Linked DNA regions of Homo sapiens: region 1 is linked to region 2. Evidence: chromatin loops called from intact Hi-C (ENCODE). Cell type or tissue: natural killer cell. All regions are shown on one strand. Each heading gives the region's core, and the rest is flanking DNA. Links, peaks and the distances in the headings are about the cores only.

What was found. A loop is a pair of places that touch in the nucleus more often than their neighbours do. Peaks named below come from ENCODE experiments on the same cell type or tissue, not always from the same donor. Only the 100,000 strongest peaks of a DNase experiment are listed, where the experiment ranks them.
Region 1: a loop joins it to region 2, with 3 times the contacts of the local background. A loop is called at or near these places in 5 of 110 quality-filtered maps.

What each region holds. Positions count from the first base shown.
Region 1 is chr16:26,642,700-26,648,079 of GRCh38, reverse strand. No RefSeq gene overlaps it. Among named protein-coding and RNA genes, the nearest start is that of LINC02195, 50 kb to the right of the region's middle. In natural killer cell, for the core only: CTCF peaks have their summits at 2,074 and 2,279 (motif pointing right); a DNase peak (open chromatin) is centred at 2,289; H3K27me3 peaks cover 187 bases.
Region 2 is chr16:26,594,948-26,600,327 of GRCh38, reverse strand. It overlaps LINC02195 (long intergenic non-protein coding RNA 2195), which reads left to right and starts at 4,879. Exons shown (of 3, transcript XR_950950.3): 1 at 4,879-4,960. In natural killer cell, for the core only: no CTCF peak of the experiment used is centred there; a DNase peak (open chromatin) is centred at 2,117; H3K27ac peaks cover 1,570 bases.

The DNA.
Region 1 (5,380 bases), core at 242-5,241, 48 kb before region 2:
GAGATTTAATCCTTGACTGGGATGATTGAATGAGGGTCCCTCTGGAGACTATGAAGTAATATATACAGAAACTATAATCAGGTGGTGGTGCTTGGACTGGAAGGCCATACGGAGTCAGTTCAGACCTGGGGACTTTGCAATTCAAAAGGAAGTCATGGGTTTCAGTAGGAATTCTTTCTACCGTAAGTGACAGAAAATTAAAAACAAATTAGCTTATACACAAAAAAGGGGATTTACTGGCTCAGGCAACTGTAAAATCCAGGCTAATGTAAGCATCAGGTGTCACTTGATACAGGGGCTCAAATGATGTCGTGCAATCTATTTCCCTGTCCTACTCCATGTGCTGGCTTTATTCTCAAACAGGATTTGTCTTGGTCATTGGAAGATGACTCCAGCAGCCCCCAGACCTATCTCCCTTATCTTGAAATCTCCTTAGTAAAGCGAGGCTTTCCAAAATACCCCAGCAAAAGCCTCTCTGCATCTTATTAACTGTAGGTCAATGGGACTTTAACCAAATCATATGAACTGACAAAAGGGAAGGAGAGGATCCCCAAACATCTGGAAGAAGAATGAATGTGTGGTGAGTAGTCCACATCACCATTACTAAGTGGAGGATGGTTTTATGCAGAGAAGGAAATGGAGCTGGTACCCAGGGCAAAACAGAAATTAGAAAACCATGGTCATATAGGGAGGCTAGCGAAGGAGAGAGGGGAGGGAGGAAAGGAGTGATAAAGAAACTCCCATAGCGTCTCCCTTTCTTAGTTTTATACTGTCTTAGTCTGTTTGAGTTGCCATAATGAAATACCATAGACTGGTTGGCTTACAAACAACAGAAATGTATTTCTCACAGTCCTGGAGGCTGGGAAATCCAAGATCAAAGCATTGACAGGTTTGGTGTCTGGTGACAGCCTGCTTCCTGGTTCATATTTGGCTGGGTTTTTTGTTGTTGTGTCCTTACATGGGGGACGAAGCAAGGCGGGGGGTGGGGGTCGCTGGATTCCCTTCTATAAGGCCACTGCTCCTCTTCATGAGGGTTCCATCTTCGTGACTGCATTTAATCCTAATTACATCCCAAAGGCCCCACCTCCTAATATTAGATTGGTTCAAATGTAATTGGAGTTTTTGCCATTAAAAGCAATGGCCATTTAATTTGCCATTAAAGGTAATGGCAAAAACCGCTATTACTTTTGCACCAACCTAATACCATCACATTAGAGGTTAGGCTTGAACACGTGAACTTAGTGGAGGGCTGGCAGGGGGCAGTCACAAACATTCAGTCCATAGCATATTCCATCCCCAGATGTCCCATATGGAATTACCTTTGTGTCCTTATAAGAAACTCCCCCCCTTTTTTTGCAAAGTGGATTCTGTTTCTTACCACCACTACACCCAAACTCAGACTGAGAAGTGCTCAGTTACCCTGGCCACAGGCACAGATGGCTGGATTGACACTACCATGAGGCAAACCATGTGTCTAGATGCACTTTAATAGATGAATCATGAGCATTAATTTCTCAAACTGCAATTGTCTCCCCAGTTACTAAGCACTGTTAGTCCTAATTAACCAGTTTGCAGGCAATTTTTCAACCTATCAAGTAGAGAAATAAAATAATGAACCCAGTTGAGGAGGAGTGGAAAGGTGGTGAGTTCACTGGGGAACTAGTGTTTTATTACCAATTCCACTCATGGTTGAGCTGCAGAGGGTTTTTTCTTCTTTATTTTATTTTATTTTCCTTTTTTTTTGCCACCTTTCCCCTAATCATACCTTCAAGTCAGGAGAATCCTGTCAGGATATTAAGATGAAAGATGCCTCTAAGTTTCCCTAATAAAAGAGCTCGATTTAATTCATGATTACACCCAGTTAATTTGGATGCCTTAATGATCCCGTTTGCAGGGAAAAGAAATCAAATGAATGTGTTATGCCCACCTTATTTGATAGCATCTCAAAGGAGTTTCTGTATTAGGAAACAAAATATTAAAAACCTTATTGCTCTGTTTCCAGATGTGTGTTTGGACGCTGGCATTCTTTCATTTTGATGACTTGAATCAACAGGAAGTCTGAAAGGAAATAAAGGGGCAAACCAGCTCATTAAAATTCCAGAAGTCCTAAGTCCCTCATTATACGGCCTTGTCTGGTTTTCCACTTTCCCCTTCTCCCGCTGCTGCCTGGACCACATACAGCAGGTGCTCAATAAATGCCTGTTGAAGAAAGGAGAGCTCCCCTCCGGAGCTCAGCACTCCCGCCGCTGCCCCACCTTGCTGGCCCCTTGGGGGCGCTGCTGCCTCTCAAACACTTGGCGCAGATCTGAGCCGGCTCTCTCTGTTCCTGGGTTTTCTTGAGCAGAGCTGAGAGGCTGACATTTCCACAAAGAGCATCGCTGAAAATGTGTGAGAAGCTGGGGAAATAAACAAGGAAAATACATGACTCTATAAAATATCCATGTTTCCATATGAACTCCAGAACTCTAGTCAAGGTGGCCGAGAGATTTGCCAGACTCAACTTTTTCTGGCTTCTGGCCACTCCTAGCTCTGTCTGCATCTCCCCTCTCCAGCTCCACGTGGCCAGGGCTACCTGTTTTCCGTGTTGAAGGAGCTCTCTGCTGGGCACTTTCCCTACCTCCTAAGATTGTACGAGAAAAATCTTCCTCTTTCATGAATTCAAAGGCTTTGAATTTGCCAGTCACATGTCTGGCAGCTGGTGTCAGCTGTTGGCTGAGGCATCTTGGTTCTGCATGTGGCCTCTCACGTGGTTTACTGTAGACCAGCTCCCTCATCAGTGGTCTCAGAGAGGAAGCCTCAGTGCACAAGTACTCATTACACTTCTGCTGGCACCAGGTTTGTACATGTACCATTGGCCAAAGCAAGTCACAAAGCCAAGCCCAGAGTCAATGAGGAGAGGCACACACAGAGTAATGGATGCATGATGCGCTGGGGTCCTTACTGTAGCAAACTACCTAGGGCAGCATGGTAGTGGCCAGTCAAGTCATTCTCAGTGGGACCCCTACCAAGTGGTTCGAGATACTGCAGTAAATGCTCTGGTAGGGTGACTGGTAGAAACATTTACGAGATTGGTGCAAAAGTAATTGTGGTTTTTTGCCATTAAAAATAATGCCATTAGGCCAGGCGCGGTGGTTCACGCCTGTAATCCCAGCACTTTGGGAGGCCGAGGCGGGTGGGTTACCTGAGGTCATAAGTTTGAGACCCGTCTGGCCAGCATGGTGAAACCCCGTCTGTATTAAAAACACAAAAATTAGCCAGGTGTGGTGGCACATGCCTGTAATCCAAGCTAGTTGGGAGGCTGAGGCAGGAGAACTGCCTGAGCCTGGGAAATGGAGGTTGCAGTGAGCTGAGATCACGCCACTGCACTCCAGCCTGGCCAACAGAGTGAGACTCTGTCTCAAAAAAATAAACAATAATAATAATAATGATAATGCCATTGAAAGTATTTGTTTATTGGATCTTTTTAGATTTTGTTGATCTTGTGGGACCTGAGAAAGAAAGAAAAATCTGTGGGTTATAGAGAGGCCTGCATGCTATGTTCTGTGTACAGGCCTTGCTCCCTGTAGCCCAAGGGGGATGGGAGTGAGAGGAACCCATCTGAGCCTCGACTCTGCTGCACTGGGAGGGAAATTCTTGTAGGTCTCTTCTGCATCTGTGTGGGATGTAGCTCCTTTCTGGACCTCATCTCAGGGGTAATTCTTTTTAATAAAAAGAAAAAACAAAGCCCTGTTGAACTAGGTCGAGATAGAATGTGTATGAGCACATTTGTGTGCTGAGAAACTGGATCCACTATACCAGTATCCTAAAGATGGGAGGAATTACAGTCAAGTAAGCTGGTAGAAGACAAAGGTCTCTGAGATGGGACCACCCATCTTCTCTGGGAGCTTCTGTGTTATTTTATATCTATGTGACTGATCACCTTAGCGTGTGCTTGTGTGCATGTGTGTAAGTGTGTATGACAGCGAGAGAGAAAGGGAGAAGGAGGGAGGAAGGGAGAAGAATATGGAATGTGTACATGAAGCAGATATTGCTAGTTCTCCCAGCACAGTCCCTCAGCCCACCCTAGACTGTAACCTGCACAGAGTTCCTCCCTGTAGCAGTCCCTGGTGCCCAGCACATCTCTCCCTTAGCCATTTCCCTGAGGGGGTTTTCATGCATATGTGGGGTCAGACCAGAAGCACCAACAGGGTAAGCCCACAGGAGGGATCCTCCACCCTGGAATTGGTGCATAAACGCTGCAGCCTTCTTCTCCCTCCTTGGGACAATTCTGAAGCACGTCCCACACTGTCTCAGAGGATCCCAGCAGCACTAAGCTTCAGCTGCCCACAGCAACAGTGCACTTATTAGCACACACTCTGTTGGCTTTTCTCTTCCCTGACTCACTTCTCCACTCCCTCATCAGGCTTCCTGGGATCATCTCCCAAATAAACTGCCTGCACTCAAGAACTTGACTCAGAGTCTGCTTCTGAGACACCAACTGGAGACAGCAGAGGTGGGTATAGTGAGATCGTCTGTGTGTTTGTGAAACTATTTTATTCACAAATTGAGGAAGATGTGTGTGTGTGTGTGTGTGTGTGTATGTGTGTCTAAGAGAGTGAAAGAGCAGCAGAGGGTGGAGGGAAGAAGAGGAGGAGGAGGATAGAAGGAAAGAGAGGAGGGGCAGGGAAGAGATGAAAGAGAAGAGAAGGTGAAATCTGCTGACATCTTGAGCACCCACCTATGCTTCTTGGACCTATGAAATGTCACTTCCTCCTGAAGGTGGTTCTGATCCCCCAAACACAGATCCCCACTCTCAGCTCAGTAGGATTAACCCCTCCCCACATCCTGCCCAGACTATCAGGGCATTTGAATGGCAGCTGTTTTCAGATCCATCTTTTTATTCTTTGGTCCTGAGTGCCTCATTTGACCCTGGCATGTAAACTGTGTCAATGAATAAATGAAAGGAAGATAGAATGGAGGAACAAATGTCAGCAGCATAAAAATAATTGAAATTTGAAAAGATTTAGATGCTTTCAGAGGAAAAAGCACTTTGGGAGGTCAAAGTGGGCAGATCGCTTAAGCCCAGTTTAAGACCAGCCTGGACAGCGTGGTGAGACCCTGTCTCTACAAAAAATGTGTTAGCCAGGTGTGGTGGTGTGTGCCTGCAGTCCCAGCTACTCAGGAGGCTGAGGTGGGAGGATCACCTGAGCCTGGGGAGGTTGAGGCTGCAGTGAGCCAAGATTGTGCCACTGCACTCCAGCCTGGGTGGCAGAGAGAGAGAGAGACCCTGTCTCAAAAAAAATAAAAAAATAAAAAATAAAAATAAAAAAAAGGGTAAGCTGGATAGTGGCCCTGGGGGCTCAGATATCCTCACACTCATCTCCAAGCATTCATCTTGATG
Region 2 (5,380 bases), core at 105-5,104:
CCAGCCTGATCAACATGGTGAAACCCCACCTCTACTAAAAATACAAAAATTAGCCAGGTGTGGTGGCACGCACCTGTAATCCAAGTTACTCAGGAGGCTGAGACAGAAGAATGGCTTGAACCCAGGTGGCAGAGGTTGCAGTGAACCAAGATTGTGCCACTGCACTCCAGCCTGGATGAAAGAGCAAGAGTCCATCTCAAAAAAAAAAAAAAAAAAAATTACTTCTCATATCCCAACTCAGGAGGGCACACAGCTCATGTCTGCCTCACTTTCATTCTGTAAGGGCTAGTGGGTGAGATGGATTGCATCTGTGACATTAATTCTTCACCCTGCTCCCCGCATGCATGCTGTTGCATTCCTCTCACTAAAAAGGAGGAAGCCCGTTTCTCCATCCTTGACACTGGAGTTGCCAATCAGATGCAGTGGAAGTGGGGGTGAGTCACTGTGGTGCTGAGACCTGCCTGGTGAGTTTCCACTGGCTACTGTTGTGCTTTGCTATTGATATCATCCCTACCATCTCCATAGGAGTGACAAAAATTGCATGCTGGGTTCTGGAGAGAAATATAATTCAGCATTCATTAGGCTGCACTCTTACCCATTTCCTTGTTATTAAAGTCACAGCACTAGATACTGACCATTGCATTCCTATCATTCCTATAGACAGGATCTCTGACATGAGAGTCACAGGCTGTTTAAGAATTGATTTGCATACCCATTGTTCCTATAGACAGGATCTCTGGCATTAGAATCATAAGGCTTTTGTTTAAAGATCACTTTAGATGTTTTTCAGGTCCTGAATTCCAGTGGAATAGCTGAAGCCCACCAGTTCGAAGATTCCCAGGGAGGAACCAAATCGACACATGAATACAGCTTCTTTCATCCCCCTGTCCAATGACTTCGCCCTGTACTCTTTGACCAATCAATGAGCTCCACATTTTAGCCTACTCCAAAACCCTTAAAAACGCTTACCCCAAATCCCTCAGAAATGGACTTGAGGTTTCCTCCTATCTTGTTGTTTGGTAGCCTACGATTAAACCTCTTTCTCTGCTGCAACCTGGTGTCTTGGGGTGTTGACTTGCAGAACACATCTGGCAATGGATCTGTTACAGTTATGCATTCACCATGGGAACATGCCTGCTGGAGAAGGAAAAACGTGTGGAGCAGAGCCAACTCACTCCAGTCTCCTCAACCGGTAGCCAACCAACTCCCAGGTATGTGAGCAAGACCATCCAAGATCAGCAAAGCCACCAGTGGGCCCCCAATGACCCCAGCTGCATGAGGAACACATTTATTTTTATATACCACTGAGGCTTTGTTGCTCACTCTTTCTGTGGCAGTAGATAATTGATATAGTTCATGACCACACTTATGGCCAATCAGAGTTAGAACTGAAACTTTTGCTAGAACAATTAGCACAGAGACATTTATTTTTCTACTGATACTTTTGTGCTGAAAAGCTCTAAGCCTAGAGCAGCTGGAAGATGCCATGTCACCTTGGAGAAAGGGTGTCTGAGACTGATGCCAACACAGAAGAGTAGAAATTTACAAATAAGAAGGAAGAATTCTAACAATGTTTTTTTGAGTTCCAGGGTCAAGCCATTCCTGTAACAACTAAACTAGACTTTTCACTTAAATGAACTGAATGCTACCTTATGTTTCTTGCTACAGTCAACTTACGTTGGATTTTTAACCCCAGGTTATCATAGAGTCCTGATCAGTAGATGTATTTTCAATGTAGAGTATTGTGAAAAGTAATGAGTTATAAATGTGCCTCCATTGGAAAGTCAAGAGTCTAGAAAAACACGGCTGTTTTTCTGAATTCCAGGTAGTAAAAAAAACAAGTGTTTCTATCCTTTCTTGTGCATTTTACTTTCTAGAGTGCCAGAGGCTTGCGTAAGTAAGTTTGCACCTTGCTGAGCTGTTAAGAGGCTGTGATGACAGTTGCCCCCACAAGATTTCACCAGTACCTGGAAATAAGTATGACTCACTCCTGACTCAGTTTTGGTGACCACGAGGGCACAGCAATTCTGAGAAAGACTGGGCCAGGTTGTTCTTCTACGTCAGTGATTTAACTCATGCCATAGATGGTAGAAACCAACCATTTCAGACCTGAAGGAGATGGCAAAGATGAGATCATCAAAGACTCATGGTTTCCTGTGGAGATAACCAGAGGCAGAGGGGCGGAGGCAGTGCTGGTGGAGTCTGGCATCCCATGCAGGACTAAGAAGATGGGCTTTGCGGGCAGAGAGATGGAGGTTTGAACCTAAGCGTTGTTATCTATAAATGTAGCCACTGTGGGCAAGTCATTTAACCTTGCTGGGCCTCCATTTCCACTTTTGTAAAGTAGGGGTACAGTACCACACAAGAATGAAAGATCATTATATATATATGTGTGTGTGTGTGTGTGTGTATATATATATATATATTTATTTATTTATTTTTTGAGGCAGGGTCTTGCAGTGTCACCCAGACTAGAGTGCAGTGGCACAATCATGGCTCACTGCAGCGTCCAACTCCTGGGCTCAAGCAATCCTCCTGCCTCAGCCTCCTGAGTAGCTGGGATGACAGTCACATGTCACCATGCCCAGATAATTTTAAATTTTTTTAGTAGAGATGGGGTCTCATTATGTTGCCCAGACAGGTCTCAAACTCCTGGCCTTGAGCAATCCTTCCAAAGCTTCCCCAAATGCTGGGATTGCAGGCATGAGCCCCAGCATCCGGCCAGTTGCTGCTTACATTTAATATGTGTAGGCACTCCCACTCTGGGAGGAGCTACTTAATCTTCCTCATCACCTCCCACGTCCCACAAAAAGTGGGCTTGACTTAGTGGTTTGCTTCCAAAGAATAAAGTATGAGAAGGGAAAATACACTAATTAGAAAGTGGAGGCTGGGCATGGTGGCTCACGCCTGTAATCCCAGCACTTTGGGAGGCCGAGGTGGGTGGGTCACAGGTCAGGAGTTGGAGACCAGCCTGATCAACATGGTGAAACCCAGTCTCTACTAAAAATACAAAAATTAGCCAGGCGTGGTTGCACATGCCTGTAATCCCAGCTACTCAGGAGGCTGAGGCAGGAGAATCGCTTGAACCTGGGAGGTGGAGGTTGCAGTGAGCCGAGATAGCACCATTGCACTCCAGCCTGGGTGACAGAGTGAGATCCCATCTCAAAATAAAAAAAAAAAAAGCAAGTGGCGAAACCTGGCAAATGCTACCCAAGTGATGAATGCCAACCTCACTGAGGAAGCCTGGTGGCTCTCATGCAGCCTTGGATAAGATGTGAAGAGGGGCCGGGCGCGGTGGCTCACGCCTGTAATCCCAGCACTTTGGGAGGCCGAGGCGGGTGGATCATGAGGTCAGGAGATCGAGACCATCCTGGCTAACAAGGTGAAACCCCGTCTCTACTAAAAAAAAATACAAAAAATTAGCCGGGCGCGGTGGCGGGCGCCTGTAGTCCCAGCTACTCGGGAGGCTGAGGCAGGAGAATGGCGTGAACCCGGGAAGCGGAGCTTGCAGTGAGCCGAGATTGCGCCACTGCAGTCCGCAGTCCGGCCTGGGCGACAGAGCGAGACTCCGTCTTAAAAAAAAAAAAAAAAAAAAAAAAAAAAAAAAAAAAAAGATGTGAAGAGGAAGATGCTTCAGTTTTGTGGTGTTCTTCCCCCAAACCCAAACTCCAGTCTACTCATGAGAAGTCCACCAGAGAAACCCAGAGTGGAGGACATTCTACAAAATACCTGGCCAGTATCCCCACTAGGACTTCCAGGGTCATGAAAACCAAGGAAAGACTGAGAAATGGACACATCAGAGGAGACTGGGGAGATGCTACAACTAAATGCAATGTGATACCTTGGATCAGATGGTGGAACAGAAAGAGGACATACATGGAAAGACAGATGAAATTGTAATTAAGTCCAGAATTTAGTTAATAATAATGTAAGAATGTTGGTTTTTCAGTTGTGACAAATTTACTCAGGTTATGTGAGATGTTAACAAGAGGAGAAAATGGCTGGGCAAAACTACTGGCTCATGCCTGTCATCTGATAAAGGAAAAACTTCAGCCAAGTGCTGTGGCCCACGCCTGTAATCCCAGCACTTTGGGAGGCCAAGGTGGGCGGATCACCTGAGGTCAGTAGTTTGAGACCTGACCTTTGCACTCCAGCCTGGCCAACATGGTGAAATCTCGTCTCTACTGAAAATATAAAAAATTAGCCAGGCATGGTTGTGGACACCTGTAATCCCAGCTACTCGGGAGCTGAGGCAGGAGAATTGCTTGAACTGGGAGGCGGAGGTTGCAGTGAGCTGAGATCATGCCATTGCACTCTAGCCCAGGCGACAGTGTGAGACTCGATCTGAAGGAAAAAAAAAAAAAGAAAAACTTCAGGCAAATTGAATGTAAAGGAGTTTAGTTGAGCAATGAACGATTCAGGGATCGGATATCCCCCAGAATCACAGCTGATTCAAAGAGACTCCAGCACAGCCATGTAGTGGAAGATTTATAGACAAAAAAAGAGGGCCAGGCGCGGTGGCTCACGCCTCTAATCCCAGCACTTTGGGAGGCTGAGGCGGGTGGATCAAGAGGTCAGGAGATCGAGACCATCCTGGCTAACACGGTGAAACCACACATCTACTAAAAATACAAAAAATCAGCCGGGCGTTGTGGCAGGCGCCTGTAGTCCCAGCTACTCAGGAGGCTGAGGCAGGAGAATGGCGTGAACCCGGGAGGCAGAGCTTGCAGTGAGCAGAGATCATGCCACTACACTCCAGCCTGGGAAACAGAGCAAGACTCTGTCTCAAAAAAAGAAAGTGGGGGGAAATGATGTACACAAATCAGAAGTGAGGTACAGAACAGCTGGATTGGTTACAGGTTGGCGTTTGCCTCATTTGAACACAGCTTCAACACTCATCGGTGTATGAGTGGTTGAAGTATAGCTCCTGGGATTGGCCACGACTCAGCTGTTGTTACAGGTGTGTACTCCTATGTTCGGTTTTCAATTTTGTCTACCTATTAAGTTAGGTTGCAGTTTGTCCACAAGGACTCAAATATAGAAGTACAGAGTCCATATTTAGTTTGTGTTAACAAATCCCAGCACTTTGGGTGGCTGAGGTGGGAGGAATACTTGAGCTCAGGAGTTAGAGACCAGCCTGGGCAACATAGTGAGATCCCATCTCAAGTAAAATTCTCTGGGTCAAATCGTTTCTCCTTAAAAATTTTTTTAACTGGGAAAACTTGGCGAGGGTATATAGGAACCTCCCGAACTATCTTTAAAGCCATTTGATAAATCTAAAATTACTACACAAGAAAGAAATACTTAAAACACAGCTTTCAAAATAAAATATTGAATTGCTTTTGATTTAATCTTAGTTTAGTTGTGGGCATCAGTTTCA